Linked DNA regions of Homo sapiens: region 1 is linked to region 2. Evidence: chromatin contacts called from ENCODE Hi-C data. All regions are on one chromosome and are shown on one strand. Each heading gives the region's core, a stretch centred on a gene start or an enhancer-like site at or near the end of the contact. The rest is flanking DNA. Distances are from core to core; before and after follow the strand shown. Region 1 holds the start of SLC22A2 (solute carrier family 22 member 2). Region 2 has its middle 110 kb from the start of SLC22A3.

What was found. Hi-C counts contacts between places; a loop is a spot of excess contacts on that map. Pooled maps may share reads with other maps.
Region 1: a map of K562 shows a loop between it and region 2 (2.2-fold over the local background). The contact joins the promoter of SLC22A2 here to the enhancer-like site in region 2. A Hi-C loop is called at or near these places in 1 of 168 maps with a recorded cell type or tissue (K562), 10 of 37 single-sample maps with no recorded cell type and 4 of 50 pooled maps.

What each region holds. Positions count from the first base shown.
Region 1 is chr6:160,257,536-160,260,235 of GRCh38, reverse strand. It overlaps SLC22A2 (solute carrier family 22 member 2), which reads left to right and starts at 1,415. Exons shown (of 11, transcript NM_003058.4): 1 at 1,415-1,892. The coding sequence starts at 1,479.
Region 2 is chr6:160,454,739-160,457,661 of GRCh38, reverse strand. No RefSeq gene overlaps it. Among named protein-coding and RNA genes, the nearest start is that of SLC22A3, 110 kb to the right of the region's middle. Within about 2 kb of position 1,626, at least 11 of the 41 ENCODE cell types and tissues checked have a DNase peak (open chromatin) inside an H3K27ac peak, as active enhancers do.

The sequences.
Region 1 (2,700 bases), core at 166-2,665, 200 kb after region 2:
AGACAAATTTCCTGTTTGTCTTGCATTTAGATGCAACAACATCATCCTAAAGAGATGCCCCTGATGTGTGAGAGCAGAAAGGGGTGATCCCTTTCTTCCTTATCCTAAGGCTCACGGCCAACACCCCTATAACAAAAGACAGGTTAACAAGAGAAAAGCATGACAAATTTATTTGATCACGTTTTACATGACACAGGAGCCTTCATTCAGAATGAAGACCCACAGATACAGGGAAAACTGGATGGCAGTATAGAACTGTAGTTGGACAAAAAGGGCAGCAGCCCATGTTCGCAGGCTGAGGGGAAAACCCAGCAAGGCCTGTCTGTTCAGATCCGTCTTGGCCCCTCTGTGCAGCACTCCTTCCTCCAGGCACCGGGGACAAGACTCCTCTGGAATGCGGGTCTGGATTTCTTTACGGCCCACTGTTACACAGAAAGGCAGCGGGGAAGTTACAGTGGTATTTCTAGGCTTTCTGGCTGGCTTTGGGGAGAAAAGAGTCTGGTTTCCACGAGCTGCTTTGAGGAAGAAGGATTCTCAGTTCTATGGCTTGCCCCGGGGGAGAATGATGGGTGAGAGAAGAGACAGGAGGGCAGGAGAAGGTCAGAGAGAGAGACTTTGCTTCTGAGGCCTCCACCTTGGGGCATGGATTTCTGAGCCCCAACAGACCTTGACAGAAAAATCTAGGACACAAAGATAGTGGCTTGGACACACCTGCCTGCATTTACACTTGACCTGTCTGCGACGTAAACACTTTCCTCTTTCCCTCCAGATGGGTTAAGGGGAAGGACACTTCAGGGTTGAAACGCAGGAATACCAGATTGGAGCAAACACTTTTTAAAAGCAGAGTTATAAAATCTGGACAACATCAAAACAAGCAGCCCCAGCATGCATCCCGACGGCTCTTGTTGTTGGTTGGAGAATGAGCCCAGCAGTCAGGCTTGCAACCCACTTCGAATCTGGACCAGGGTTCTGACACGGATCCTGGTTCACATCACGCTGGGCCTTGTGGCCAAACACGTGTGTTTTCTCCATAGGGCCTTGAAGAAAAGCTGGCGGTGCGCATGAGATAGGAGTATATTAAGTTCCTGGCTGCTCGGGGCACTACGGGAAGATTACTGGGCTGTGATATGGGCCAGCACTCAGATTCCCTGCGGTGGGACACAGAGGGCGGGTTGTTTGTGCTGCTGGCGTGGAGCACCGACAAGCCTGTGGAGAACCAGTTATAATAAACACGACAGGCATCCTGGGAGTGAGCTCAGGGCATTTGGGAAGTGCAGAAGGACATGCACCCCCGCTGGAGGGGTGCACCTTTGAAGTCAGCTGGACCAAGGAAAGGCCCTGCCCTGAAGGCTGGTCACTTGCAGAGGTAAACTCCCCTCTTTGACTTCTGGCCAGGGTTTGTGCTGAGCTGGCTGCAGCCGCTCTCAGCCTCGCTCCGGGCACGTCGGGCAGCCTCGGGCCCTCCTGCCTGCAGGATCATGCCCACCACCGTGGACGATGTCCTGGAGCATGGAGGGGAGTTTCACTTTTTCCAGAAGCAAATGTTTTTCCTCTTGGCTCTGCTCTCGGCTACCTTCGCGCCCATCTACGTGGGCATCGTCTTCCTGGGCTTCACCCCTGACCACCGCTGCCGGAGCCCCGGAGTGGCCGAGCTGAGTCTGCGCTGCGGCTGGAGTCCTGCAGAGGAACTGAACTACACGGTGCCGGGCCCAGGACCTGCGGGCGAAGCCTCCCCAAGACAGTGTAGGCGCTACGAGGTGGACTGGAACCAGAGCACCTTCGACTGCGTGGACCCCCTGGCCAGCCTGGACACCAACAGGAGCCGCCTGCCACTGGGCCCCTGCCGGGACGGCTGGGTGTACGAGACGCCTGGCTCGTCCATCGTCACCGAGGTAAGAGAGTGAGCTCAGGGCTCAGATGGAGAAGCAAATGGTGGAGATTTTCTCAAGGAAGCAAGCAGGGAAGGCCCGGCTCTTATAAACCCTGCCTGGACATCTCTTTGGCCTGCATGTATCTTACAAAATCCTAGTTTCCAAATGAGAACATGCAGCTTCTAATTTGTCTGGAGAATAACTGGATTAGTTAAAACGTCCTCAGATGCTGACAATAATGATTCTAGTTTGTGCATGTCCCAGCAATAAGGAACAGGCCAAAGCATATTAGGACTCCTGGAAATGTTGCCAAGATAGGGATATTGTGGATCCTCCTCTTTTTCTGGAAGCCTTACCTCCCCCTCTATTCCTCCATCCCGCAGATGCCCACACACACCTGAAAGCCCGTGGAACTCAACTGAACTGTGCCTGACTGTGTGATAGGATGTGCTTTTCTCTCGATACCTATTTTTTCTCTTTAATTTCCTCAAAGTGTTCATATAAAATCATTTGGGGCTGGAGATCATGCTATGGCACTATTATTTTGTTAAAAACTACAGATGACATCAAAAGCTATTTGTGAAGCCTGATTCCAATAAATATAATAGAAAAAAAGACAAAAAATGGAGCTTGCTTTTATTGAAAGCAAAGCAAAATAGGGGAATTAAGTTACCTGAAAATACTGAGAGAGCCAGTTGCCTAGTTTAATTTAAAATGACTGCTTGGACAATGGGAAGATATTCTGTGTGAACAGATGGGTAGGTAGAGTCTAATTTGAAGGGTCTAAAGTGGTCAGATATTTACAGGAAATGTGGCAGCTCATGGGCTT
Region 2 (2,923 bases), core at 377-2,876:
GCATCAAGTGCCGAGCACATCCTAAGCACTCCACCATGGCAGCTCCTACTAATAATATGGAATAGAGTTGAATCTAACATGACTCTTTCTTGCAAGTGACAGAAAATCCAACTCAAATTGGATTAAGCAAAACAAGGCAAATTCTTAGTGAGCTGAAAAGTCTTCAGGCTCACATTAGGCCCCAGACCCCAGACCCTCCCAATCATGGAGTAGGCACTATTTGGGGCACAAAGGTGACACTCCCGTGGCTGCAGATGCTGTGGTGGCTCTGGCTCTGTTGAGAAAGAATAAGAAAGGCCACTCTCTCCCTTACATGAACAATAGTCTGTCCACTCTGAGAGACTGAAATTGGGTCATGGTCCTGCCCCTGAGCCCGTCACTGATTGGCTCTGACCTGCATCAGCTGTTCCATGCTGAAGGTGGAGGCAGGACCCCATTCATACCCAGAAGGGAGCAAAAGGTAGATCCCTCACCAGAATTATGGGATGTAGGGTGAAAGGCTGCTGGGCAGCCAGAAAACAAACAGATCCTCTACAATACTTCAACTGATGAAAGCATGAAGCTAAAATCATAAGGATCCGGGTGTGAGTTCTGTCTCTCCCATATTCCATGTGACGTTGGGCAGTTATTTAATCTCTTTTAGCCTCAGCTTTCTCATCTGTACTTACATATAAGGTCATTGTGAGGATTAGGGTTATTAATCATCGCCGTCATCCCCGTCCACCACTTATCATCATCCTCCCCATCAACATCATCACCACCACCGTCATCATCATTACTACCATTACCATCACCACCATTCCACCACCATCACCATCATCACCATCACCACCGCCATCATCATCATTACTACCACTACCACCGCCATCACCACCATCACCATCACCACCATTGCCATTATCACTACCACCACCATCATCACCATCACCACCACCATCACCATTATCATTACCACAACCATCATCACCACCACCATCATCACTATTATCACTACTATCACCATCACTATCACCACTATCATCATAAATAAACATCACATAACCGGCGTGTAACCGGGCCTTGACCCCAGAGCCCACTCGCTGTGTCCTCTCTCCCACCCCCTTCTGCACATTTCTAACCACCATCCTGCACTGGCTCCCTGTCTCCTCTGGTCTCACCCACATGTCCACTGAGAAAATGATTCTCAGAACACTAACTAGACCAGGAGGAGTCACAAAACATAACTCAGATCTGTTTATCGATTTTCTATATGTTGATGACATCAGATCAATGGGTGTTCTCAGCTTCTCAGAGGGAGGTCGAAATTCTCCCCCTCTCCCCTTCATGTTTCCAGACCTTCCTTGACTTGGATATTCCAAATGCAGAGTAGGTGTTGAGGCCAAGGGGCTCTTCCGTGTCAGCCCCATCCACAATCACTGGGCTAATCTTGTGGCCCTCTCCCCAGGACCCAATCAGGGAGGGCTTCAATCCTCAAGGTCACCCGTGGCCCCCCGCCCTCAGAGGTGCCATCTCTACATTGGCCACTGGATGGCAGCACATACTCACAGACCGCGTCAATTTCCTGGCAACTAGTGGTGGGTTTACCTCCTGATCAGGATGTTTGCCTTGCTCTGAGAGCAGATCTGAGAGCAGTGATATCTAACTTAATTTTCAGCAAAATATTTTGAAAAGGGTGCTCCCTCACCCATCTACACAGTCCACGTCATGCACCCCCTGCCCGATGCTTGGTAGCCAGGAGGAGCTTCCTCCATGCAGCTCCTTCCCGGCTAGGGCTGAGCTGGGCTCTGGAGCCAGGCTCTGGGAAGAGCCTCTTCTACGCTGCTCATGTAAACTCCAGATTCAGTGTCAGTTTTCTGAACCTGAGACAATGATCTAAGTGCAGTCCAACACTTTGGGGGAAGAAAGAAAGAGTGCCTCAGCTTTTGCCTGTGTCATGCTCGCAAAGCAAAATATTTTGAGAAATTCTAATCAAAGCTGGGCTTGCAAAATTGGAAAACGATTATTTGTGAGAGCACTGAGACATCCTTGGCGTGTCCATCTGGAAAAACAGCATTCCCTCTGGCAGTTTAGCAGATGTTCTGTTTCAATTTGGCAAAGGAAATAAAGCAGTTTTTCACAAAAGAAAAACTACAACTAGGAGAATTGTCCCTAGTTGTATTTCTTCTCCCTAATTGTCAAGGAAGTGTAAATCAGAAAATGAATCAGGACAATTTCCACCTACTATGTTAGCTAATCTTTTAAAAATTGAATACTCACAAGGGTGAGGAGAATTGTTTCCAGTAACATTTTATACTGTCACACACTTTTAGAAAATAATTTGGGAGTGTTACCGCGAGATGGAAATATGTCAACATAATTATGGGAACTTAGACTTCAGAAAAGAAACGAGAATGAACTTTATGAACAAACATGTGGAAGATTGGAAGCAAGAGTGGGGCCAGTGTGCACGGGGAGGAAGCATTTGGGCAGTGACTCCGCAGACCCAGGCTCAAGCTGAACTACACAACCTCCTTACACCTCAGTTTCCTCAGCTGTAGAACAGGAATGATAAAAGTGCCTGTTTCATAGGACGGTTGTGAGGATGAAGTGAGATACACCACATTAAGAGCTTGTGCCTGAAAAGGTTAATTCTTAGTAAATGACGACTATTCTTTTTATTGCAATAAAATATACACAACATAAGAGTTAGGATTTTAATTATTTTGCAGGGTACCACTGAATGGCATTCAGTACATTCACAATGGTGTGCAACCATCACCATATTTTCAGAACATTTTCCTCATCTCAAAAGGAAACCTCATGCCAATTAAGCAGTCACTCCCCATTAAAATATTAGTTATGAAGATTGTAGCATTATTTTAAAAACTCATGATATACATTGATTGAAAAAATCAGTATATAAAATTGTGCATTATGATGTAAG